Regions from separate parts of the Mus musculus genome. Here region 2 is linked to region 1. The links are chromatin loops, found by intact Hi-C in ENCODE. Cell type or tissue: left cerebral cortex. All regions are shown on one strand. Each heading gives the region's core, and the rest is flanking DNA. Links, peaks and the distances in the headings are about the cores only.

Region 1 (17,618 bases), core at 8,184-10,683:
TGGGCAAGAGGCATATCCCCAAGGTTCTCACAGACCCACTGTAAAGAACATTGGGGCTCTTTACAGTCTTGGGACCCTCATGCATCACCCTGGATGGCTTTCATTTCTTCTCTTCCCACTCTGTGTCACTCTCGGCAGGACCGGCAGCCTACCCATCCTCTCAGCCACCTGGCTGGCAGAGGTACCACTCATTCCAGACACTATACTAGGTTCTGGGATGGCAGACCAGGCGTTGCATAGGACACAGCTGCTTTTGTGTGTCACAAACATTCTGGGTGGTGTGCGGCATGGTGTGTCAACCCTGTGTGTAGATGAGGAACTGAAGGCTTGGATGGTCAGGATAGGATGTGACAGTGAGGTCTCCATGGAGGTTTCCTGAGTGTCCTCTCAGATGGCCACACGCTGAAGACAGAGGTGCCTTCCATCCAGGAGTGCAGTCTCCCGTGGAAGCCTCACAGTGGCTCTCTCTAGAGACGCTCCACTCAGACTCCAAAGTGTAATCACAAGCATACGCCACCATGCCTATCCTTGAAAGGGCTTCTTGAGGGAGCATCGCAGCTAGAGCAGTGGAAGGCACGGCCCAGGGCCCAGCAATGCTGAGACCTCAGGCTGGCCCAGCGTACTGCCTGTGCCTGAAGGTGGAGAACCCCATGTGCTGACATGCTGGGAAGTTGAAGGAAAGTACAACAAATACCAAAAAACCTCAGAGAAAACGATTATTTTTGTTTTATACTGGAGTTATAGGTGTGTGTGTGTGTGTGTGTGTGTGTGTGTGTGTATGTGTGTATGTGTGTATGTGTGTATGTGTGTGTGTGAATACACATGCCTGTCGCTTGTCTGAGTGGGGAGCAGGCCTCCAGGACAGGCTCTGAGGTCACCAAGGTCCCTGTCACAGGCTCCAGTGGTAAGCTAGAGTGTGAGGGAGCTGGAAGCCTGCCAGGGAATTCAGCCTCTGAGGGGAGCAATGCCTCCAGAGGGGGCGGGCAGTGAGGAGAGGGGGAGCCACAATCTTCCAGGGCAGATCACACAGAGCCTGTCTGGTCCCCAGAGTCTGCCTGGCTGGCAGCTGTCCACAGCTATCTTCCCTTCCTCCACGCTCCCTCTCCATCCCAGAGCCTTGCCTTAAGAACTTAATCGGGCTTGCCCCTAGAGCCTCCTGCGGGGAGGGTAGCAGCTGGCATCAGGAGCAGAAATAGCTGCAGCAGAAATCCTGCCGCTGTTGGATCAGGGCCAGTGTGGAGGGGCATGGGGGTGGGGAGAAGAAAACTGAGACAGGCTCTTCCTTTCCAGTGAGACCCCCAAGCTGGGCCACAGAAGGTTAGGGTTCACAGAGCTCAGGGCTCAGGAGGCCCACCCACCCTTAGCCCCTGAAGAACATCTGCCTCTACAGACCAGCTCAGGTCTCCACTGGGCTAGTGAGATTCGACACTTCCCTGTTCACTGGGTGTTTGTACTTCATCAATCATCAGCCCTTTTATTAACTTATTTGATGTCTTGTTTGTTTTTAAAAACTCTTTATATAGACTAGATACTAATTCTGCATCACATGTGCAGCCATCAGAGGTTTTCCCCTGTCTGGTGGGCTCCTCCTCTCTGTTAACTTTCCTTTGCTGTACAGAAGCTTTTAAAATGTCACCAGGTCCCATATGTGAATCGTTGTCCTTATTTCCTGAGTAACTAGAGTCCTACTGAGAAGGGCCTTGCGATGCTTGTGTCTGAAGCATTCCCCAACTTTTTTCTCTCATAGTTGTAGAATTTCTGGTCTCACACTGAAGTCTGATCAATTTGGAGTTGGATTTTTGCCTGGCGTCCTGCCCAGGCAGCCCCGTGTAATGCCTCAGACCCAGGCTGTGTCTTTCTACCCTGGCCATCATCTCTATCCATCCCCGTGTGTGACGTCTGCCCCCATTCTCACCCTGCTTATTCACAAACCCTCCTCTGACTCCCTTCATTGTCTAATGTTCACCCCCTCCCCATAGATACCGGGTGTGCTCTGTGCCAGTTATCCCCAGGGACCCCAGATACTTTCATGGTGTCCCTCCACTGAACTTGGCTAACACTTACTGGATTAATGAATTATGATGGTGGGTCGGTTGTTTTATCAGGGCAATGTCAACCCACACATTTCTAAGTGTATCGTCCCTAGACCAGAGGCATTTGAAACAATGTATTCTTGTTGGATTGGCATGGGACATAAGTATCTAAGGGAATGTGTGCATGTGTGTGTGTTGTGCCTGCTATGTGTGTTGTATGGGTATGTGTTTTGTATGTTGTTTGCTCTGTATGTGTTTGTGTTGTGTGCACTTTTCCCCACAGATTATGGGGATATTATTATGCTCATCTGTACATGTACCTGCTTTGTTTATGGATAGTGAGGTTTGGGGAACAATTTCTCTGGGTTCAACCATCACGATGCTTTCGGGATTCTTATCAAAATGGCTGCATACATCACCTTGATGCAATGCTTATGGTGAGCCAAGGTTATTCACAGCTGCTTCTCAAATGGCCCTATTTTGTTTTCCATAATTAAGAATTTTGCTCAAAGAGGTTGTGGCCTACATGAGGCCTCACATCTGTAATGGGTGGGATGCTTTCAGCTGGGGCCCAACTCGCCTCTCTCTTTCTTGGTGTCTTGGGTTCCTTCCTTGCTGACAAGGGACACATTCCCCTTCTTCTCTGTCTCAGAAGAGTCTGGGGGGCCATGTCCCTCATCCCGTGGCTCCGGTGGAACGACACCCCTCCCCGGCTCTCGGCCCGGACCCCGGCCGAGATGGTGCTGGAGACGCTCATGATGGAGCTGGCTGGGCAGATGAGAGAGGTGGAGCGACAACAGAGGGAGCGTCGCAGCGCAGTCAGGAAGATCTGCACTGGTGTGGACTACAGCTGGTTGGCAAACACGCCCAGGCCCACCTATGACATCAGCCCTGGTGAGCGGCTGCAGTTGGAGGATGTATGTGCCAAGATCCACCCATCCTACTGTGGGCCTGCCATCCTCAGGTAACCCTGGCATTGGGATGGGGACCGTGACCCTACTAGCTCCAGAGAAGGTGACTGGAGTCGCAGGAGCCCAAGGCTAGTAGAATCAGAGCCAGATGGCATGAGAAATAGAATAGAAATCTCCTATTTCTGGGAGAAATAGGGTGAGGAATATCAGACTTGGGGGAGGCTTCATCTGGGGCTGGAGGCAGATTCTAGAGGCCCTCAGGCTGGGATGGGTTGGACTCAAAGCTTGTAAATTCTTTGTTCTTCCTGCTGGGTGGTTGCAAGTATGCATGTCAACAATGGTTCCTTTGTCACACGCCTATCTTCCATGTCTCCAACTTCTCCTGCTTCATTTCCTTCTTCTTCCTCTTCTTTTAGCCCAGGCTAACCTAGAACTCACTATGTAGCCTAGGCTAGTCTCAAATTCACAGCAATCCTGCTGCCTCAGCCTCCATGTTCCTTCCTTAGGACCTGTCCCAGGCAATCTCTCCAAAACTGGTGTCTGAATTACTCTGTTCCGATCAGGTTTGACACTGTCAGCCCGAGGTGTGAGTGTGTGGGGGGAAGAGGGAACAGGGAAGCCCAGCCAAGTGTGTGAGTGTGTGAGAGCCCAGGGCACCACATGTGCAAAGCTTGGTGTAGCACAGGACAGAACCTAAACCTCTCTCCCTGAGGCTGTGGACCTTCCCTCTGTTCCCATAGAGCTGGTGAACTCAGTACAAATTCAGGACCGACCCCAAATGCACAGGAGTTCCTTGTCAGCATTCTGTTTGTAAAGGACAAATCTACAAGTAAAGACTTTGAGTCCAACTCCTCCAGTAGCCCCCAACACTTGCCCACCCCGTGCTTCCTCTCTGAAATTCCCTTGAAAGGAGGACTTTGCCCCTATTTCCTCTTTGGTTTCTGTAGTCTCCGCGCTGGTGCCCCTGAGCTCTCCCATTCTTCTGATTCTATTGATGGTGGAGGCTCCTAAAAGCATTTACTTCAGAAGTGAAAATGGGACAGGGGTAGAGTGCCAAGCTGATGCCAGGGGGCACCTGACCTGGCTGGCTAAACCCACAGTGAGGGGGCACAGGGTTAGAGCCATACTTCCTCTTGGATTTCCTGTCTGCCTCTGCCAAATGCTGGCTCTCTGGAGGGCAGAGGAAAGAAGGGATCAAATGGACGAATCCAGCTCTATGGAGAAATCTAGGCAGAGGAAACAGCTAAAGAGACACACAAGGAGCAAGGAGGCCACCAGCGGCCTTCCTGAGAAGGAGCAGGGCCAGTAGGAATGCAGAGCTTGTCCATCCCCTGAAGAGACACGGAGCTGGGGGGAGAAGGTCTCCATGTTGACACACCATGACATTGCAGACATGCATCTCAGAGTAATCACAGGGGCAGGTGGAACTGGCAGAGGGGTGAACACAGTCTCCCACAGCCAGGCTGCAGTTACAGTGCACACCTCAGAACTTTGTCCCTGTCAGCCATGGGCTGGCTTCAGGCTCCTTGCATATGAGCACACGTACCATGTGAAAAGGCAGGTGTACCCTTTTACAGGTGAGAAAACTGAGGCTCAGAGGTGAACAGAACTGGGATTTGAGCTCAAGATTGACTGGGACAAGAGCAAGGTTGGGAGTTTCTGGCTTGTGAGATGCTCAGTCCATCACGGTCATGTGCCCCCAGGTTCAGGCAGCTGCTGGCTGAACGAGAGCCCGAGGTGCAGGAGGTGGCGCGGCTGTTCCGCTCCGTGTTGCAGGAGGCCCTGGAGAAGATGAAGCAGGAGGAGGAGGCCCATAAGCTGACACGTCAGTGGAGCTTGAGGCCCCGCGGCAGCCTGTCGTCCTTCAAGACCCGCGCTCGCATCGCACCCTTTGCCAGTGACATCCGAACCATCTCGGAGGATGTGGAGCGCGATGCGCCACCCCCGCCGCGCACCTGGAGCATGCCGGAGTTCAGGGCGCCCCAGGCCGACTGACCACCCAGGGCAATCACCCTCAGGAGGAATAACGGGCTGGTGACTCTGTCACTAGCGCCGGAACCTCCCCACCTACCCCAACCAGGAGACCCATCAAGCAACACTGCTAGACCACGGAGCCAACTACCCAGTGAGCACACCTGCTTGGATACCTGGGCAGAGTCAGGACTTGAGCCCTGTTTCTCCGCAAAAAGGTCTCCACTTCCCAGCCTGACACAGACACAAGGCCCACATACTCATCCCAATTTCCGGGATGCCCCATTCACCCTATCCATTCATGGCACCTTTACTGGTGACCAGATGACATTCACTGCAGGGGACCCACAGCCTCAGGCCCAGGGCAGCTGGTGGGGCCCACAGAAGACTGTTCAACCCACTCTTCAGCTAGTGAGTGAAAAAAGGAAGTCTTCCAAGAGTCTCTGCTTTTGCCTTAACTCTGATCCCTCTGATGTGGCATTGTTCTTGCCTCTGAGTCCTTGAATGCTGGACTATGATAGGGTGGGACCAATGTCTACATCTCCATCCACTGGGGCCGAGGCTGCTGTCTGAGAAAGGTGGCTAGGGGTAGGCAGGATGATCATAACTCCCATCCTGCGATGTCATCATATGGAACATGGCCAGTCCAGAGTCAGGGCTTGGAGGCCTGCGAACCTGCTGCTGAAGTCTAGGGATCCTTCTGTTCACACCTGCTCTCCAGCTTCCCTAGGAAGTACCTGAGCAAAGCAGTCCAGGGTAGTCTCCTGCAGCCTCATGCTCTGATGGTCTATGAGTGGATGTCCCCCACCTCAATCTGGGGTAGAAGTAAGGTTCAGGGCAAGCAAAGAGTGTCCCCAGCACCCAGTGCATGTGAACCTTATAGTCCAAATAAAATGCAATGGGAGAAAAATCACTAGGTACTGCATATAGTCTGGCTCAATGGGAAGTCTGCTCTCCTGCCCTCCCCGCCCCTCCTCCTTCAAGGCAGGGTCTCACTATTTTGGCTGCTTCAGCCTCTTGAGTGCTGAGTCTACTGCACAGATATTCTTTTTGAATGATGTGGCTTTGGGTTGCTTCACTGGGATCTGGATAATGATCGGATGGCACATTCCTCTTACCCATCGCTGCCAGGATGAAGGAGCTGACTGGCTCATTAGTATAATCTCTTCTAAACAAAAACATTTTAAACATATCTTCTACTGGAAGATACTGAGAAGTTCACTCAGTTGCCAAACTTTGGATAGAGGTTCAAAGTTGTAGTCGACCCTCGACTACCAGTCAATGTAGGTACCTCGAAAGGGGTTCTGAGAATTAAAGGACAGGGATGAAAGAAAAATGGTGCTAAGACAAAGTTCTGATCAAGGTTCAATTTTATTGCAAAGCAGCAGGCTTATAAAGGCAAAAGCCATAAGCCCAACCCCTAGATGTGACTGATGACGTAGATCACCTCATGCTGACTGCCAATGGCATAGGTTTCCATTTCTCAGAACAGGTTTCTCTTATCAGGGCAAAACGAGAATTCCCAACTCTGGAGGGGAAATTCCACCTGCGAAGGCAAAAACAGCTGATGCGGCAACCCCTCTCTGCAGGTCAGGGCAGAGCCTCCACACAAAGTGACCTGTGTTGTGATGGGGGTTTGCTTTGATTCAATGGGTTTGTGGGTGCTTTGAATGTGACACCAAGAACAAATGGGAAAGGCTTTGAAACAAACAGTTCCACAGTTGGGAGGAAATGTTGAGTGAAGCAGAGCTTGCCAAGCCTCCTGCCTGAGGCCCTTGTGGGGCTTGATTTGCCTAGAGGGAGGTTCCGAGGATCCTCAGGGGAGGACTACTGATTGCTGATTTCTTCTTCCAGGTCTCTCTGTTCTCCTCAAACAAAAGGAAAACCTGAGGTAGTGAGCTTGCTCTTGCATGACAGGCAGCTGCTACTGCTGTCCCTGCCAACCTCCTCAGTACTCTTCTGCTTTGTCCCACCTTAGCTGTGATGCTAACTAAAGCCTGTGAGGGTCTCAGGTCCTGTAAGACTCAGGGCTAACAGAGGTGTCTGCTGAGGGGCTGGCGTTGGCTGGAGGGGAGGGGGAGCCCCCCCCATCCCCCCCGCTGAGCCGCAGCTGGCGCAGCATCCTAGTTCTGGTGCTTCTTACTTGGTATGAGAACTTTTAAGTTCTAGAAAGTAAAGGGAGCCTTAATGCTTATTAATTCTTAATAATATTAATTTCATTTTTGTTTCATGTTTTAATTTCTCAACCCAAAATTTTGGCGGATACTTTAATATGAATCTCAGATATGTTTCTTCATGCCTGAATACTTCAGTGTGCTCTGCAAAAGAGAACATCCCAGAAGTTGGGGATATCTATCTGTCTGTCTGTCTGTCATCTACCTATCTAGGGTGGCATACATCTTTAGCCCCAGAGTTTGGGAGGCAGAGGCATGAAGATCTCTGAGTTCGAGGTTAGTGTAGTCTACAGCATGAGTTCCAAGATAGCCAGGGCTACGCAAAGAAACCCTGTCTTGAAACACAAACACACAGCTGTTCTGCTAGTAAAAATCTACACAAACTTTCATATTATCTAATACCTAGTCCCTGCTGAAATGACCCAAATTCTTCCCAACATATGACTCCTTGCATTTTGTTTCTGAGAGTGAGGGTCTCATCAAATCTCATACATCCACACATCAATCAGAAAATTATGATTTGTTTATGCTCAATCACATAGTGCTCTATAATTCTACAATGGAAGATTGTTTATGGAGTATCATGTTGATAAACAGTAAATTAATAAATTGTGGCCATTTGATAAAATATTTCAACACAAAAGATTCTCTAATATATATATATGTATATAATGTAATTTTACATAACATTAATTTCTTCTCTGGCTTTAGATTTTTAAATTCTTTCATAAATGAGGAAAGCAGCAAAAAGTGCCAACCATTTGCACCAGTAAAGAATAGCTATTAATAGTACATATTTTTACTAATTTGAAATAATAAAAACCTATTGGCCATTCTGGGTAGGGGGTGCATGCTTGGCTTAATACTTCAGGAGCCTTCTAGTGCACACTTGAATCACACACAAGGAGGAAAAAAGGCTGAGGATAATCAGCCATAACAAAACCACATTCTTTGTAGTTTGTTATCATGCAGGTTTGACCTGCATGCTTACTTTAACCCACAAATAGCTACTGCAGTCATTACATGTCATTAATTTTCCATGGAAAATTGTCTTTTAGGCTAGGACATATTTGAGAGCTGTTTACAAAGTCTTAAGAGGAAGAAATGTTTTGCTTCCAAAACACTGTCTTTCTGGAATGTGTGTGTAGCACACTCCATGAGAGGTCTGAGTTTATCTGCCGTATTGGTACTTCCGGTTCCAAACACTTATACTCTGGAGGTCTGCCATGCCTGTTGTTGCTAGCAAGCTGAGAAAGCATGGAATTCTGGGCTGGTCTGAAAAAAGTGCCTGTTCCATGGGGTTGGTGGTCTGGGTCACTATCCGTCTAAGATGTGAAGAACAATATGGTGTGAATATTTGAATCCACATCTTCAGGGACAGGCTGAGTGGAGACTAGGACTGTGCAAGAAAGACTGTGGAGAACACACCTGACTGGAGAAAGGATTAGGGGTGTGCTGCCCTTGTAGGTGTGGAGGCCGGGTCTGATCTGGATGTTGTTGGGGGCTCGTAGGGATATGGTGATAGGCTCAGAGCTGGCCCATGTATCCCACACTCCCTTACTGCATCTGTTGCCACTTCTGTATCACCTGCTTTGTCTCTGCATTTCTCAGAATTTTATCAGCATGGTGCTATGACTCATATTCACTTACTGCACTTGAGGGCTCACCACTGGAAAACCTACTATTTTAAACAGCGGAGAAGAGATAGGATCACCTCCAAGACCGATAATGAAAATATTTGGGACACCTTAGTCATTTCTTATTTCTTTTCTTTCTTTCTTTCTTTTTTTTTTTTTTTTCGGAGACAGGGTTTCTCTGTGTAGCCCTGGCTGTCCTGGAACTCACTCTGTAGACCAGGCTGGCCTAGAACTCAGAAATCCGCCTGTCTCTGCCTCCCAAGTGCTGGGATTAAAGGCGTGCGCCACCACCTTAGTCATTTCTAATGTAAAAGAATAATAAAAAATGGCTCGCAGACGAGGGAGGGAATGAACAGTGTAACTTTTAAAAAGCTGTCTACCAGAAAGTTGGCAAAACATAAGATGCCACCTTTTAGTAAGCGCCCTTAGGTGGATCCGGTGAGGTGCTGGACCCCTGGGAAAAGTTAAAATTGTTACCTACAAATACATCCTTGCCTACAAAACTAAGAGTCTTCCAGTCAAACCACCAGGACACAGAGGTCGAATAAAGAAATCAGGACGACCAGTCGACAAACCTCCACACTCTGGCATAAAAATTGCCAGAGCCAAACCTAAAAAGAAATACACCGAAACCTGAAGAAAAATCACTTCCCTTTAAGAGTAAAGGAAGACGGAAGTGGGCGTGCAACCTGGGGAATTAACCTGCGAAAACACGTAGTCTCAAGTCTGGGGAACCTTCGCCATCCTGTCACAGTCGATTACAAACTCTAGTCCTAAGGCCTGGCTGCTCACCACGCGTGGAAAGGCTCGGAGGGGCCAGCAGCCGAGAGCGCCCAAACAGAACGCCCTAACCGGAAGTGGCCTCAACACCCCCCCACCACCACGATAGGCAGAAGAGCCCTTGGCCCCGCCCTTCGCTTGTTCTCTCCTGCGATGGAAGCCCGGAAGTCCCGCCCAGCCTGGTTCTGTCTGTCAAGCTGCGGGTTGTGGGTGGTGGGCGGGTTTCTGGTCCGCAGCAGAGCAGGGTGGGCAGTAAGAGACACCGTGCGCTTGGTATAGACAGCAAGCTGAAAGTCACATCTTTTGAACACTTAAAGCTATCTATACCTTGTACTGGAAACAAAATGCACATTCACATAATATTTTGTATTCAATGTTGGGAGAGTTGAGGCTCTCCATTCCCAGAGTTACAAGTTCAAAAAATTCCCTGACTTTGGAAAATAAAAGGAACTATAACTAAAAAGAATTAAGCCAGAACTTCAAGGCTTTTATCTTGCAGACAGTGTAGAATTATTGAAGGGGGGGGGGGGAGTTTGCAGTGAATGTCTGTGGAAAACAGCAGTGGTCAAATCATTTTGAAAACATGGAGTGTTTTGACAGCAGAACAGCATTCTGAAACATTCTCGGATGTTCACCTCCTAGACAATTTTTTTCAGAAGATTTATTTTTATTTTTTGTGTATGGGTGCTTTGCCTTCATGAATGTAGCAGTGGCCAGGGCTCAACCACTGATCTGTCTTTCCAACTCCCAAAATATACTACGCCCTCTCCAATATTTCTTTATATTCTCTTCCGTAAACTTTTTTGCTATTACATTTAAATTTTCTTTTTACCTTTGTTGAAAACTAAGACATAAACATACATATTGGCCTGGCCCTCTTCCCTGGAGACTGTCACCTGCTGCTCTGTGTTAGAATTATAATCACCATGGGCACCTCCACATACTGAAGTGGGTTCAGGGGTGATGATACACACAGGGCTCTCCTCGGGGGTTCCTGCCTCTCGCACATGAGCAATCGCTTGTGCTGAGATGTGCTGGAGTGAGATGGAAAAGAGCCTAGGGGTGTGGGTGTTTCCACTGCTATGTGCACGCCCGTCAGGACTGATCACAGGTGCAGAGCTGTAGTCCGGGTTCCTCTGCCTCTCTGTGGCGGGTCACATGTCAAGTAGATGCATCTATCAAGTGCAGCAGTGAGAAGAAAGGCACTATCAAAATAAGGGGCACAGTGACCCAGACAGAGTCACCCTCACTTGTCATTGTGTTCTCAGATAACCCTCCAAGAGCCTCCTGAGCAACAAGCACTTAGCTTCATCTCATTTGGAGGAACACTCAGGTAGCCCCACTCCTGACTCATCTCCCGGTGGACACTGTCTTAGGGTTTCCATTGCTGCGATGAAACACCATGACCAAAATGCAAGTTGGGAGAAGAGGTTTTATTCGGGTTACACTTCCATATTATTGTTCAACGTTGAAGAGAGTCAGAACAGGAACTCAAACAGGGCAGAAACCTGGAGACAGGAGCTGGTGCAGACGCCATGGAGGGGTGTTGCTTACTGTCTTGCTCCCCATGGCTTGCTCAACCTGCTTTCTTATAGAACCCAGGACCACCAGCCTAGGGATGGCACCACTCACAATGGTTGGGCCCTCCCCCATCAATCGCTAATTAAGAAAAACGTGCCTGATCTTATGGAGGCTTTTTCTCACTTGAGGCCCCATCCTTTCAGATAATTCTAGCTTGTGTCAAGTTGACATAAAAGTAGCCAGCGTAGTAAGTGAAATAAACCGTGTTGCCCACCTGCTATGTGTCAGTCATAACTTGTGAGATATAAACTGAAATCAGACACGGACCCTCGCTTAGAACTAGCAATCTTAGCAGTGGTACAGGTACATCAGACTCCTTCCTCTGCCTCTGCTCTGGGAAAACTCTAGGTTGAGATCCACATTCTCACCCTAGAGAATCCACATTCTCATCACATTCTCACTGCATTTGTAAAGTGCTTACTGTGTGTCTGGAAGAGACTTGGGTTTACACCCAAGTTCCTGCACCAAAGGCTCTCACACATGGAGGCAGGAGAAGGGGTGAGGGGGGAGCTGGCTGAGTCCCTGGGTGAGGAGCACAGTGGATGCTTTGTCCTTCTGAGTGGGCACAGTGCATAGAGGGGTGCAGCAGGAGGAGGAGCCCTAGCCCGGCCAGAAGCATGGGCCTGTCAGTTCCTGAGAGGACCCTGAGGTGCTGTGACCTATAAGGCCCAGTCAGAAGTTCTTATGGGCACATCTCCATGACAACAGGCAACTCTGTCCTTGGCAGTGTCACAGCTGGCTGAATCTCCCTACCTCCCCTCACAGCTTTGCTGGGAGGCTCTGTTTTCTTTCTGCATGTGACAGCTTTTGCCCTGTGTTCTGAAGCCTGGGTGCCTGGTGGGGATCTAGCAGGGGTGCCTGGCCCGAGCAGGACCAGAAGCTCAGGAGAGGAAGAGCTTGTGCCCAGAATGTCCTCTTCCTTCCGGTCGGTCTTGTCCAGATCCCATCTCCTCTCCACCTCCCCAGTCAAATTCCAGCCAGGACAGGAAGTGCGTGTTTTGGGACTGCTGTGTTTGTTTCAGCGGAGAAACCATGGCTGGACTTGAGCAGGACAACAGGACAGAACATGATAGAAAACTCAGCCTCTGTGGGCTTGTGAACACTTTCCTCAGGAATATAAACGGTTGTTAACATTTGTTAATATTTAGAAGCCTTTAAAAAATTGTTAGTTTTCGGCGCGGGACTGAGCGCCCTCCGACAGAGCAATCATGTCCCACAAACAAATCTACTATTCGGACATATACGACGACGAGGAGTTCGAGTACCGGCATGTCATGTTGCCCAAGGACATAGCCAAGCTGGTCCCTAAAACCCATCTGATGTCTGAATCTGAATGGAGGAAGCTCGGTGTTCAGCAGAGTCAGGGATGGCTCCACTATATGATCCATGAACCAGAACCTCACTGTTCCGGTGGCCACTGCCCAAGAAGCCAAAGAAATGAAGCCAGCGAACCGCCTTCCGGCCTCGAGCTTTCCACAGCTGTCCTCACTCCCTACCATCTTTCTGATCTTGTGATCATGTCGCTTTCTTATTTCTCACTTTGATATGTAAAGGATACACTGTTTGAATGTGCTGGTATCTGCTTTGCTTCTGGAGTTGAGCCACCAGTGCCACAGCCCTGTCAGATGAGTGTGACCTCAAAGCCCCCGTGTGCTCGGGATCCAGCAGGCCATATTAGTCATTTGGCAGAAGCATGTGAAATCTAGATCATGGCTGTTACAAGGATGGTGTGAATTTGCTGATGTGTTTTTTACTATTGGGTATTATATTTATGATGACTTATGGATTTATGTTTCAATGTATTGGAAACTTTGCATTTTGTCTGACAGATCTCTTCCATGTTACAAGCCTTGATTAAAGAAAGTTTTTTATAATCTTAAAAAAATTGTTAGTTTTCTTTTAACTGTTGACAAAAACTTTTAGCAAGTGTTTTTATTTCAAGGTTAGCACCTTTAGATCTCGCAATGTTGATTTAGTACAACGCACATTACTATTTAAAATGCAGCAGGAGCTAATTTCTAGACACATGTACACATGTGTACTTGTGCATAGAAACATACACACATACACACAGAGAGATGATTATCTAAAAACTGATTTGTCAAATAAACTTTGAAGTAGCATGCATTGTTGGGTACAGGATGAACGCTAACATGGTGAAATTCAGCCATGCTATGGAGGAAGGCACCGGACATGGACACAGGCTGGGCTGAAGATCAGCAGTGGGATGACTGTCCACCATGAGTAAGGGCCTGGGTTCCCTCCCTGACCTCACAATAAAATAAAATAAAATAAAATAAAATAAAAACTAATTCATTTCTCATTACCCGCCTTTGATGGATTGTAGTGTTGTGTCTCTAAATGAGAAGAGAGTGGAAACAGGTTTTCTCTGTGATTCAACTCTTTCTTTTATTCCTATTATTCTTAAAAAAAAAAAAAAAACCTTTTATTGATTTAAGTTTCACCTCACGCACCCAGTCCTGTTCCTCTCTCCTTCCCTCATGTCTACCTTTCTTCCTTGCAACCTCCCCCAACAAAATACACACACACACACACACACACACACACACACACACACAGAGAGACAGAGACAGAGAGAGACAGAGACAGAGAGAGACAGAGAGAGAGACAGAGACAGAGAGAGACAGAGAGAGAGAACAAAGCTAGAAAACATCTCATCGTGGAACTGTAGCGAGTAACAGTGTGTCCCACAGTGTATATCCCTCCTCATCTGCAAATGTTCATTGCAATGAATCACTGGCCTGGTTCGGGGGGGTCTCTGGCTTCTGTGACCCCATCAATATTGGCTCCTCATTAGGATTACTTCTGTTGCTGATCTGTGTCATGGAGATCCTGCAGCTCTGAATCAGTAAGACTGGCCTTTTCAATGTATCCCAGCAATTTGCAGATGATATCTGGGTGGCCCCTGAGCTGGTCAGTGCGCTGACTGGCTCTCCCTTATCTGTACTGCAACACAAGCTCTGAGCACTGCTCTGGCTAGTCCACCCAGTGCTGCCATCGACAGGAGGCAGCCGCAGCTTTCCTGCTCTCATGCCCTTAGGCCTGCTCACCCACACCTACGCCTCCAGAGCTAGCTCCACTGTGCTGCCTGGTCAAGGTGCTGGGCCCAAGATAAGAATATTTTTAGGATGCTTTTTTGCAAGCACATCTTGGAAAACACAACACACGGGTGTGGCTGCATGGGATGGAAAGTGAATTAGAGGCGGTGCTTGTTTGCTTTTCCATCCCAGGACACAGTACCCCAGAACCACAGCTCAGGATGGAGAACTCAGCTCAGCTCACAGCCTCAGAAGCTCCATGCTCTCTCGGCTTCACGGACTTGGGCCTGTGGTGAGGCAGAGTGTTATGGTGGAAGGGCATTTAGATCTGAGAAAGTGGAGGGAGGGGCAGGTGAAGAGGCGAGGGACAAGACATGCCCTTCAAAGGCATAGCCCAGCGACCCACTTCCTCCAGCTGGGTCTCATTACCACCCATAATGCCGTTAGTAATGGATCAATGGAATCGACCACTGATGAAGGGAGATGCCACACATACACACCACACATACACACACACACTATACACACACACACTATACACACACACACACTATACACACACACACACGTATATATACATATATATGTATATATATGTATGTATATACACATACATACAGACAGACATGAAATAGTGAACAAACCACAGAACCCCCCCCAGTCTGGCCTGTGGGCTAGAGACTGGACTCCTAGATTACTCTAAGTACATGGCCATCACTGCTCACCAGCAAAGGTACAGTGTATTTCTATGCTACATCTGCTTTTTCAACTTCCATCCTTTGGGACAAGTCCTGTGGCGTGGCTCTAGAATCTTCACTGATCACAGAAGAGATTAAGAGGATTGTTGGACTCACAGAGGCTAGTCAGGTAAGCAGTTTCTACTTAAAAGCAGTATTTTATTTTGTGTGGCTGGGTGCTTTGCCTGCATGCATGTCTGCAAACATGGATGCAGTACCCACAGAGGCCAGAAGAGGGCACCGAATCCCTTGGAATTTGAGTTACAGGTGGTTGTGAGCCTTCCGAGTGAGTGCTAGAAATTGAAATTGTGTCCTCTGAAAGAGCAGCCGGCAGTCTTGACTGCTGAATCATCTCTTGAGCCCCATGTTTTACTTTTAAGATTCATTTATGGTTGTCTATCTGTGAGCATCTATGTGAAGGTGTGTGCAGATGCCCACAGAGGCCAGAGAGAGGACATCAGATGTCGGAGCTGGAGTGCCACCTGACATGGGCACTGTGAACTGAATTCAGATTCTCTGGAAGAGCGGCAAGCACCCTTAGCCACTGAGCCATCTCTGCAGCCCAGGTTCTGTCTCTTACACAGGTTAAGCGCCATCTACAAGAGCATAGCCTCCCCTGTGCCTCTAACGTGACCCTTGTCCCAGGACACTTGTCCTTCCGTGCTTAGGAGCCAATGTTACATGAGCAGTGGAGGATGGCACGGATCCCATTTTCAGTCAGGGCAGGAGGGCAGATCAGTCTGAGGCTTACTGAGCTGAAGGGACAGACAGACCCAAAAGACCAGCGGGTCTCAACCTTCCCAAGGCTGTGACCCTTTAACGCAGCCCCTCATGTTGTGGTGACCCCTAACCATAAGATAATTTTTGTTGCTACTTCATAACTGTAATTCTGCTACTGTTATGAATGGTAATGCAAATATCTGTGATTTCTGATGGTCTCAGGCAACCCCCGAGAAAGGATCATTTGACCCCCAAAGGGGTCGTAACTCACAGGTTGAGAACCACTGCAAAGACAGATCTACAAGAACCCGGTCATTTCTGCTCTCAGAGCACTCAAAATGTTGACAGGAAACTCCGCAAGTTTCTACAAATGCTCATTTTTTGGTCAGCATATGAATTTAAAAGTTCTTCCAGAAGAACAGAAGGGTTCAGACAGCTGCTATCCATGGTGAACAGGTTCCCCTTTTGTCCTTTTCTCATATTTTTCTCTGTCATAACAAATTTGCTCATCCTCACACCCACTGCCATGCAAAGGTCACCTGGCTGAGTTGTGTGAACTGGTATAGTTGACAATTTTACCTAAGAAAATACTTCTCACCTGGTCAAACCTAATGAACTCTGAACTTTCGGTTCACTAAACATCCACTCCTTGGCACCCATTGTGTTAGTGGAGAAGGACGAAGAGCCGACCCATTTCCTAGCTGTTATACAACTTGGCAAACTGTGCTTACATGCAGCTAGTGGATCCTGTATAAAACACAAAAGGGCGATGCGATTTCCAAGCGGTTGGCATCTCCCTGAAGATCTGTGGTCCAAATGCAGCATATGTAGCTACACTGCCCACACTTGACTGGCACAGCCTGCCTGTCTCTTACAAGATGGCTGCTGCAGGCCTAGGCTCAGGTGTGGAAGCACTGAGTCAGCTGATAAATGACAACGAGTGTCAGTGGGAATTCTGCCCCTGTATCAGTCCCGTTGAGCACTGGACTCCCTGAAAACACTTCCCAGACTTCAGTGAGAGAGAGGAGCCCCAGGCCTTGTTGTCAAATTATTATAATTTTTTGGAAGATACAAAAATATAAATAACAGCAATATTTCAAGAGTTTAAAGTTTCAAACCAGGGAAGGATCCAAGATAAAAAGATGACACATCAGACATCGGAGGCAGGAAGACAAGAACAAGAGCCTGCTCAGTCCAGAGGGCTGCGCCCAAGGGACAGCCACACCTTTTCCTGTGCTGAGAAGTTTCCTTATCAGGTAACACTACAGATCCTCCAAGTCAGTTAAATCCACGGCCACTTTCAAGAACAGTGTGTCGTCTTTAATGTAGGTGTTCTTGGAGTTCTCCAGAGTAGAGTGCGACACAAAGCGGGGACAGCCAGAGGCAATGTTCATCTCGCCATCTGGCCTTTTGAAGCTGCTGCTGTTGGGGTCAGCTTTGAAGGTCTCCACAATATGGTTCTTCTTGCCGCTCTGGTCCAAAAGCATCAGGGTCACCCTCTGCCTGAACGGCCACTGCAGCAGCGAGTCAAACTCACCGCGCATCACCACAAAGTACAGGGACAGGTGCGTTCCCTTCCCCGACCCGTCCCCGTTCAGGTACGCCCTGGCACAGAGCCGGTAGCCGCAGCGGCTGGTGTAGAAAGGCTGGCTGAAGACGGACACTGTGTGCCCCTCCACGGCCTCCCTCTTCTTCACCCTGTAATCTGTCACCTTCCAGATGAGCTTGCCACTGTAGCAGGCGCCCTCCAGCTGCTTAAACCGCTCTTCGTTCTTATTCAGCTGTGCTTTGTGGATATTAATGTGTGCGTCGTGCTTGCTGGTCTCCCCCTCTAAAAGAACTGGAAGGAAACACAGGACAGGAGGCTGCAGCTCGGGCCTGTCATCTGAGCACTACCTGTGAACTACTACATGCATTGCTAACATTAACTCAATCGTGGTAAGCTGACGCCAAGCAGACATGGATGTATCCTCCCTCTTCACTCTCAGCTTGCCTGAGTATAAGACACATTGGAC
Region 2 (9,318 bases), core at 27-2,526, 71 kb after region 1:
AGGGAGGGAGGGAGGGAGGGAGGAAGCAAATCGACTCCACAGAAGGGAATACAGACTATAATGCTGAAGGAGACACATTTTGGGAAAGAGGAGAGGGAAGGCAGGTTCCTGGGCAGGAGGAGGGCAGTCAGGTTTTGTTCAATTATACAATCTGGGATGCCCTTAATCATTGACAATATTCATTCAGGGCTTGTCACAGGCAAGACAAAGAAAACACCTCACCTCTCCAAATCACTATGATGCGCTGAGGCACCAAGAACCTGTCTCTTGGCACCGCAGTGCCATGCAGCTGGCCCACTAAAGCCCACTGGCCAGATGTGTCACAGTGTTTATCTGTCTCCGAAGCCACCTCTTTTTCTGAGCTGCTTTTTGTTCACATACTGCTAGGGCTGGTTTGTTCTGAAGGGTGAGGGAAGAGGAAATGGGAGCCACACAGAGCCTGCAAAGCCCAAGCCAGTGACTATCTGGCTTTTCTGTTTAAGTGGCAAGGGTGGTGGAGCACACCTTTAACTATAGCACTCAGCAGGCAGGTGAATCTCTAATTCGAGGCCAGCCCAGTCTTCTTAGTGAGTCCTAGGTCAGTCAGAGCTACATAGTGAGACTATCTATATCTATATGCAAAAATAAATAAATTCATTGCATTTATTTATTTGTGAAGGGTGGGGTGCAGACAGCATGGCAGTGTGTTTGTGGAGGTCAGAAGACATCCGTGGAAGTCAGTTTCCTTCTACTACGTAGGTTCCAGAGGTCAAACTCAGGTCATTAGGCCGGGAAGCAGGCACCTTTTCTTGATGAGCCATCTCATCTACCCTAAGTCAGGCTCTTAATGGAGAGGTGGGTTGAAGACCTGGGGGAGAGATGCACTGACTGCAAGGCCTAGATAATTTTACTATCAACTCTCTTTTAATTAATTAATTAACTAATTAACTAATTAATTAATTAATTAAATGTGCGTGGGTATTTTGTCTGTGTACCGTATCCACATCTGGTACCCAAGAAGAACAGAGAACACTGGATCCCCTGGCACAGAAGTTAGAGGAGGTTTGAGCCACTACATGGATGCTGGGAATTGAATGAGGGTTCTCTGGAAGAGCTGGTGCTCTTAACCACTGAGCTTTCCCTCTGGAGCCTTGGCTCTTCAACAGAAGCAGTTCGCTGCCTGTCCTCAAGTAAAAGCAACTGAGGAGTTTTTTCCCCCTCAGGATAAAGATTAAAGTTATCTTCTTCTGCCTTTAGTAGGAAGAAAACTGAAAACCCTGCACTAACTTGATATTCTCGTCGACGTTCCTCTGAACTGTCACTTAAACTCTTCTATAACTGTCAGACTCTGCGCCTCACCACGCAGGAGCTGGGAGACCAGCATGAGAGAGAATGGTAGACATCTGTAGAAAGCAGTCCTTGTTCCCTAGAGTCTGTGCTCTGGTCTCTACGGAGTTCTGTAGCTCATTCAGGCTTGGTGATCACAAAGCTAGACAAGAAGTCCTGTCTAGAATTTGTCACCCAAAGCAAGTGGCAACAGATTGTTGTACGGGAAAAATGCAGTCCTGGTAGTGCTCCCGTGGTGACAGGGAAATCATCTACACCTCTGTCACCTCAAAGCCCAGGGTGTGTATGTATGCGTATGTATATGTGCATGTGTGTGTAGGTGCACATGTGCATGTGTGTGTTTTGTATACATGTATGTATGTTGTGTTATATGTGTGTGTTTGTGCATGTTTGTGTATGTGTTGTGTGTCTATGTGAGTGTATTGGTGTGTGTTATGCATGTGTGTTGTAGTATGTGTGTGTTGTAGTATGTGTGTGTTGTGTGTATATGTATGTGCAAATGTGTGTTTGCATGTAGATGTTTTGTGTGTATGTGATGTGTGAGTGTATGTGTATATAGATGTATGTGTATGTTGTGTCTATGTGTATGTGTGTGTAGGTGTGTTGTGTGTATGTGATGTATGAGTTTATGTCTGTGTGTTGTTTGTATGTGTGTTGTATGTATGTGTGAGTGTGTATGTGTGTAGGTGTGTGTGCGTAGGCCTGTGTGTGTAAGTTTTCTGGAGGCTTGATAAAGGGCTGAGTCATCTGACAAGCATGTTCCGAACTGTGTGGGTGTGAAGGGAAAATCTCAGCAGCTGCCAAGCCATCCCCTGGAAGCTAGAGGCGGTTGAGTCACTCGAGAGTGGTGTGACAGTGCCTGGTGGGGGCTGAGCCTTCCCCAGCTGGATGAAGTTGCATCTGACAGGAAGCCTCTTCCCTTTGCCCTTCCTTGACCCCTCTGCACATTTTCTTCAGGGTCTCATTGCACAGCACATCCTGGCCTGGCCTGGTGCTCTTTATGGATCACAAACATTAGACCAGAGCCCACAAGAGACCCTCCTTGAGGGAGGGGCCTGAGTCTCACAGCTGTGCCCTGTCCAGTCACAGCTGACCTGTCACAGCTGTGCCCTGTCACAGCTGCCCCCTACCCTTGGGTCTCCAGATCCTTCACAGCCCCACAGAATGATGCACCCTTGATGGATGCTTTTTTTTTTTCCCTCCAATATTTTGAGCAGGGTTTCTCTGTGTAGCACTGGCTGTCCAGGAATTTGCTCTGTAGACCAGACTGGCCTTGAGCTCAGAGTTCTGCCTGCCTCTGCCTTCTGAGTGCTGGAACTTAAAGGAGTGCACTACCACCAGCTGGCTTTGGAGTGTTCTTTTTGCCTGGTAAGTCCCATACCCTCTTCTTGACTCAATGGTCACATATAGGCCTAGTACACAGACCATGCTGTCTTTTTGCTGCTACAAAATGAACCTCTGCTCTAGGTTTTCATGGTCCTGGTCGATTTGGGACAATCTGAGAGGCACCCAGGGAACTCCTTTACAAAGCTCAACCACAGACCATCACAGACAGGATAAGTGGGTGTCACTAGAGGAATCCCATGGACAGCATGGGTCTCAAGGATACCAACCTGGAATCGTCCCAGAATAATCCTGGCATTGCACCCGGGGGCGTTTTTGCAGTAGACGTGTAAATTGAGAACTTCTCTTTTGCAGCAGTTGTCTTTGAACACCTAAAAGACAGATGCGATCAGTCTCACGCCCTCCCGAGTGCGACTGTGAACGGAAGCTCTGGTGAGATTGGTCTTCGAGGCTATCTCAGCAGCAGATGGAAACTTCCAGGCAGTGGCTGAAACGGAAATGTCACACAACCACATTGAAAGTAAAGGCCCCCTCAGACACATACTTCTGGCAAGTTATACGAACGCCCAGTGCTCAACACGGTAGGCTGTAGTGAGGAGAAGCAGGGGGTGAACTTGACCCCACAGTTAAGCCACGAGGGGGCTGTGGCCAAGGGTACATCTGTTGCTTCCCACTCTGGCGTGAAGTGTCAGTGCCCTGCTGCTGTGCTGACTGGCTATTTCAGCCCAGAGTGTGTATTTGGCATGCTTCCTTTGTGAAGATCAGAGTAAATTCTGTCAGCGAGGCAGGCTATGTGGTAACCATCCCGGCGACCAAATTTCAACTCTGATATCCACAACACTTACAAAAGCAGGCACAACTCTGTTCTAATAAAACACTTACACTCATGGATACTGAAACTCGAATAGCATATAATCTCCATGTGCCACAGATCATTAGTCTTTGATTTAAAATTTTTAGGTGTTTTACTTAATCACCATGTACATGCAGGTACCTACAGAGGCCAGAAGAGGGCATCATATCTCCAGGAACTGGAGATACACCTGAGACCCTTACGTAGGTGCTGGGAACCGAACCTAGGTCATCTACAAGAGCAGTAAGTGCTCTTAACAGCTGAGCCATGGTTCCAGCCCCCTTGATTTTTAAAATAAGTTATTTAAAAATACTTTAAGACTCCAGGAGATTGCAAATATAGCATAATTTTGGGGCTTCTTTTTTCATGACCGTTTAAGAATTTTTCAGGTCAGATGGGTCTGTAGCTAAGGCTGTAGGGCATTTTCTTCACTGCCAGTTGATGTGGGAGGACCCAGCCCACTGTGGGCCTAGACTATACAAGAAAGGAAGTTGAGCAAGCTGGGAGAAGCAACCAGTGCACAGTGTTGTTCCGTGGTTTTGGTGGTCCGAGAGCTGCAGGGTTGATAGTTGTTGTGGGCAGGTGAGGTTTCCCACCATCCTGCAGAACTGAAGCCCTGGAGAGAGGCCAGGAGGCCATTGGCAAACGTGCAGCCTCAGTTGTAGGGGAGACCCAAACTTACTGGAGAGCCAGGACCTTGGGACAATTACCAAGGACGGTGGCATGCTTGGCATGGTACCAGCTTGAGCATATTGGACAAGCTCTGTGAACGACCACACCTTTTCTAAGTAAAGAAAATGGCAAGTCTCAGGCGTCAGACACTAAAGTGTTTATACTGTTGGATTTGGTTTTGCTTTGATCTGACTATAACTGTGCCCTGGTTCTTCCTCTTTGAAATAAGAAATATTTAGCTTTTATTATTATTATTATTTTGCAGGAAGCCACTGATTTGGTTTTGTTGTTTGTTTGTGCATTTGTTTGTTTGGTTAGTTGAGACAGGGTTTCTCTGTGTAGCCCTGGCCCTTCTGGAACTTGCTCTGTAGATCAGGCTGGCCTCAGACTCAAGAGATCCACCTGCCTCTGCTTCGCAAGTGCTGAGAGTAAAGGTGTGCGCCACCACTGCCCAGCTAGAAGCCCACAGTTAAGAGACTAGGTATTTTAAAGAGATGTTGCATTTGAAAAGTTATTTGAATTTTTAAAAGATAGTGGGACTTTTAATGTCTTAATGTGTTTGCTATTAGCATTAACATAGCCCTGGGAACACAAAAGAAGAAAATGGTTATGGTTTATAGTGTGCTGCACTGACAAGGGGTCAATTCTGTTTTGTTTTTTTTTTTCTGTTGTTGTTGTTTGTTTTGTTTTTGGTTAACTTGACATGAACTAGAGTCACTCAACTGAAGAACTATTGCCCCTATCAGGCTTGTCTGTAGGCATGTGTGTGGGTCATTTTCTTGATTGATGATTGATGTGGGAGGGGCCAGATCACTGTGGGTGGTGTCACCCCTAGGCAGGTGATTCTGGGTTGTAGAAGAAAGCAGGCTGAACAAGCCATAGGGAACAAGCCAGAAAGCAGCACTGCCCACATCCTCAGCTCCTGCCCTGACTTCTCTAGACTATGGACCGTGACCCGGAAGTGTAAGGACAGTGACCTAGAAGTATAAGGTGAAGCGGACATTTCCCCCCAAGGGTTTGTGATCCTGATATTTATCACAGTAACAAAGAAGCAAACTAAGACCCACAAGGAAAGAAAAACAGATAAACTAAACTTCAACAAATTGAGAACTATCTGTGTTCTCACCAAGACACCATGAACAAAGTGAGAATAAGCTATGAAATAAGAGAAAAATATTGGCAAATTTGATAACAGCAGAACCCCCCTCCCCCCAGGTATCTAGAATATAACAAAGGACTTGTAATAATCCAACAATTAGAGTTTTTTTTTTTTTAAGTTAAAATGTGCAAAGGTGGAGCTGGAGAGATGGCTCAGTGGTTAAGAACATTTGTTGCTCTCACAGAGGAACCAAGTTCAGTTTCCAGCACTCAAATCTGGTGGCTCACAACTACCTTTAACTCCAGCTTCAGGGGATCTGATGCCCTCTTCTGGCCTCTATGGTTACTGCACAGACATGTGAGAGCAACACACACACACACACACACACACACAGAGAGAGAGAGAGAGGGAGACAGACATACAGACAGACAGACAGACAGACAGAATCGTAAGAAGCATTCCAATAGATAAGACACAGCTGCTCAGCTAAATTGACAGTGTCACCAGCCATCAATGACAACTGACCCAGTCCCCAGATAAGTAAGGCTTCACATCCATTAGAACAGCCCATCAGAAAAGCTGAGAACACATTTTGATGAGGATTTGCTGCCATAGACCCCTCATGCACTGTAAGGAGGTACAAAATTACAAAACAGCTCAGCAGTTGTTGAAATGTTACACTCAGGGCTGCCACAGTTACCCAGGAGTGCCATACCCAGGTGTTTGTACAAATGAATTGGGCATGAGAGTCATCCATGTTCTGAAGCTACAATGTAACAGCAATGTTAGCTTCTTTCAGTAGACTTGTAGATCGTGGATATAACCATGGTAATGAATTGTTTTTTTCCAGGACTGGAAAGTGAGCATCAGCTTGATGAATAGGAGTCTGCACTAATCACACCCTAAGCTCCTAATATTATGTATCAACTTTTTTTGGTATGCTGGGAGATATATATAATATGTGTGTATCTTCATGTCCATGTATCATGAGCATACAGTGCCTGTGCAGGCCAAAAGAGGGCATTGGATTCCCTGGGACTGAAGTTGCAGTTGGCTATGAGCCATCATGCAGGTTTTGGGAACTGAACCCACTGCTCTAGAAAAACAGCTGGTATGCTCTTAAAACTTAAGCCATCCATCTCTCCAGCCCCATATTTTAAAATTTTAAGCTTTGTGTATGAATATTCATAACAACATTATTCATAGTGGTACAAAAAGTAGACACAGTACAAATGTACACTAACTGCCAATAGCGAAATCAAGTGTGATATATTCACACAACAGAATAGTATATAGCAATGAAAAGGAATGAGATACTAATTCAACTGACCACAGGGATGAACCTTGAGAACATGCTGAGTGGAGGAACTCAGACAGAAAAGGCAGGGTCCCATTTATATGAAACACCCAAAAAATGCAGCAAAATTAAAGCAGAAACTAGATTGTGGTTTTCGTGAGCTGGGAGATGTGGGCAGGTGACAGCCAATGGACATGGGATTTCTTCTTGGGAGACATGACACATCAAGTGGCTACACGAATCTGAAAACACTAAGTCCTGTTGAACCAGATGTTAGAAAGGTAAACTTTACGGTATATAAACTGTATCAAAATTGTCATTAAACAGAACAATGTTTTAAGGGTTATCTAGACTAGAAGGTCAACCCCCACCACCCAAACTGGGTGTTCTATGTTTTCTAGCAACTTGGTGTGGCTGGAACTAGTGTGGGAATGGATGAGACCTGTGAGTGTTCAGTAAAACCCACACGAGGAAGGTCTGACCTGACCCACAGCAGAGGACTATGGGTAATGAGGACAGTTCCAGACATTGTCCTATTCCAGCCTGGAAGTCACCCTGGTACCTTCTCCAACTCCCAAGCCAGAGCAGTGGCCTCCTCACCTCCTGAGGCTTGATGACCTCCTTGTCTACCGGGCAGATCGGCACCGAGTTCAATTCTCTAGAAAGGAAACCAAAAAAGAGGGCTGAAGTTAATTAAGTGTTTAACCTCAACAGTCTTTCCAAGAGCACTCAGCCACTCTGTGTTGGCACAAGCTGTGTACTCTACCCAGAAGGCAGCTGTGGTGGTTTGAATAGGAATGGCCCCCATAGACTCATGTGTTTGAATGCTTGACCCATGGGGAGTGGCGCTATTAGGAGGTGTGGCCCTGGAGGAGGTGTGGACTTGTTAGAGGAAGTGAGTCACTGTTGGGGGGGGGGCTTTGAGGTTCTATGCTCAAGCTACACTCAGGGTAGCACCATTTTCCTTCTGTTGCCTGCGAATTAAAATGTAGATCTCTTAGCTCCTCTAGGACCATGTCTGCCTGGATGCTGCCATGTTCCCGCCATGATGATAATAAACCTTAGAACTTGTAAACCAGCCCCAATGAAATGTTTTCCTTTATAAGAGCTGCCTTGGTCTTGGTGTCTCTTCACAGCAATAAAACCCTAACTAAGACTTGTATCAGGAACTTCACAGTCTTACAACCTTCCTGGAAAATGCCTAGCTACCTACCAGCATGCCATCAAACACAAGTCCCCCAGACTGTCAATGGCTCCATCTCTGGTCTCCATCTAAGGGAAAGGCAGGCTGTAGTACAGTGTGACGGCCGGGTTCTTCACCTTTAGAACCTAGAGCTTACTGGAGCAAAGAAGTGAGCACACAGTGCTGACACACTGGAATGAGTGAGGACCTGTCTTGAAGCCCCTTCTACAGCCTGACATGCTCAGCTCTAGAAGCTTCCAAAGCCTGCTTCCAGGCTCTCCTGGTTTCGAACAAGTGGCATGACCCAGATTGCTACAGTTTAGATGTTAAGAGGCTCCCCTACTCCATGAGTTAAATAAAGCTGTGATTCCCCAGGGTGGTGCTGCTGGGAAGGCTTGTGTCAAAGTTAATCTTGATTAGCTCTGGAATCAACCAAGAGACCTGTGTCTGGGCGAGCTTTTGCCAGGAAGGATTCCCTAAGGGAGTGCCTCCCTCAGAGACAGCAGCATCTTTGTACCCAGACATAAAGAGTCCCAGGAAAAAGCAGCACTACTCGTCTACTGCCACTTTTGACTGTTAGTGCATCTACTCCGTTGTTGCTGCAGCCATCGCTGCTGCCACTGCCCTTCCAATGTGTATTGGAGAGTAGTGGCTCTCCAGGACTCTGCCAGTCCTTCTGAGCCTATCTGGAGCTGCTGCAGCATCCAGCCTGGTGGACTAAGTAACTGCCAGGTTCACAGCCATTTTACATGCAGGCACATGTTGGACTGCCCAGACTACATTGTGAAAACCATTCCAATAACCCTCCTTTTAATGTATATTCTATGGATTCTGTTCCCCGGAGAACCTAAGGCACAGTGGAGTCCTGGAGGGGTGGAGCCCTGGAGAGGTGGAGCCCTGGAGAGGTGGGGCCCTGGAGGGGTGGGGCTCTGGAGGGGTGGAGCCTAGTGGGCTCATGATGGTGTGTCTCTGAAGGGGAGAAGGGGCCCCATGCACTGTTCTCTCCCCTTTTTCCTCCCTGGATGATGCAGGTGACTGTTTGGGCTCCAGCATGTCCTCCCACCACGATGTGCCTGCTTTGTTATATTTCCAAAGCCTATCAATCACAAACCGGCACTGTAAAGCTGTGAGCCAACAACGAACCCTTTCTAGCCCTGAGTATTTTCATGGCGTTATGTTATTGCAGGCTTTCCAGCGTTGACAGCTGCCAGGAGCCATCCAGGATAGGCTAAGGCTAGCAAGTTATCTTCCTGGAAGTGGCTCATTGTTTCTGCATTGTCTGCAGTGGGTGAGCTCTGAGGGGCAAGGCCCCGAAGAGACTTCATCTCAGGATTGTTTCTTATAGCTGATACACTTTTCCTGTCATTATAAATTTACATAGTAATCCCTGGGCATTAGCCCACCCCTATTGATCAGATTTCCTGCAGATCATCATAAAGATGAACCTTCATGAGTTAATGCTGTTTAGATGAATTAATGATTTTATAGAATTTCTGATTTGATTCAAATAATCTTAGAAAGAAAGTTTTAAGAGGTGGCTTTAA

The links. A loop is a pair of places that touch in the nucleus more often than their neighbours do. Peaks named below come from ENCODE experiments on the same cell type or tissue, not always from the same donor. Only the 100,000 strongest peaks of a DNase experiment are listed, where the experiment ranks them.
Region 2: it touches region 1 in a loop (4-fold over the local background); 4 of 42 quality-filtered maps call a loop at or near these places.

The regions. Positions count from the first base shown.
Region 1 is chr1:191,980,565-191,998,182 of GRCm38, forward strand. Rd3 (retinal degeneration 3) reads left to right here. Exons shown (of 3, transcript NM_023727.4): 2 at 2,686-2,997; 3 at 4,648-7,718. The coding sequence starts at 2,702. The coding sequence ends at 4,939. It overlaps Traf5 (TNF receptor-associated factor 5), which reads right to left. Exons shown (of 14, transcript NM_011633.2): 14 at 16,639-17,443. The coding sequence ends at 16,866. It also overlaps the pseudogene Gm32460. Among named protein-coding and RNA genes, the nearest start is that of Mir3473c, 9.3 kb to the right of the region's middle. In left cerebral cortex, for the core only: no CTCF peak of the experiment used is centred there; DNase peaks (open chromatin) are centred at 9,640 and 10,575; H3K4me3 peaks cover 1,108 bases; H3K27ac peaks cover 631 bases.
Region 2 is chr1:192,059,703-192,069,020 of GRCm38, forward strand. Traf5 (TNF receptor-associated factor 5) reads right to left here. Exons shown (of 14, transcript NM_011633.2): 3 at 7,192-7,249; 4 at 2,940-3,041. Among named protein-coding and RNA genes, the nearest start is that of Traf5, 28 kb to the right of the region's middle. In left cerebral cortex, for the core only: no CTCF peak of the experiment used is centred there; DNase peaks (open chromatin) are centred at 1,416 and 2,116; H3K27ac peaks cover 324 bases.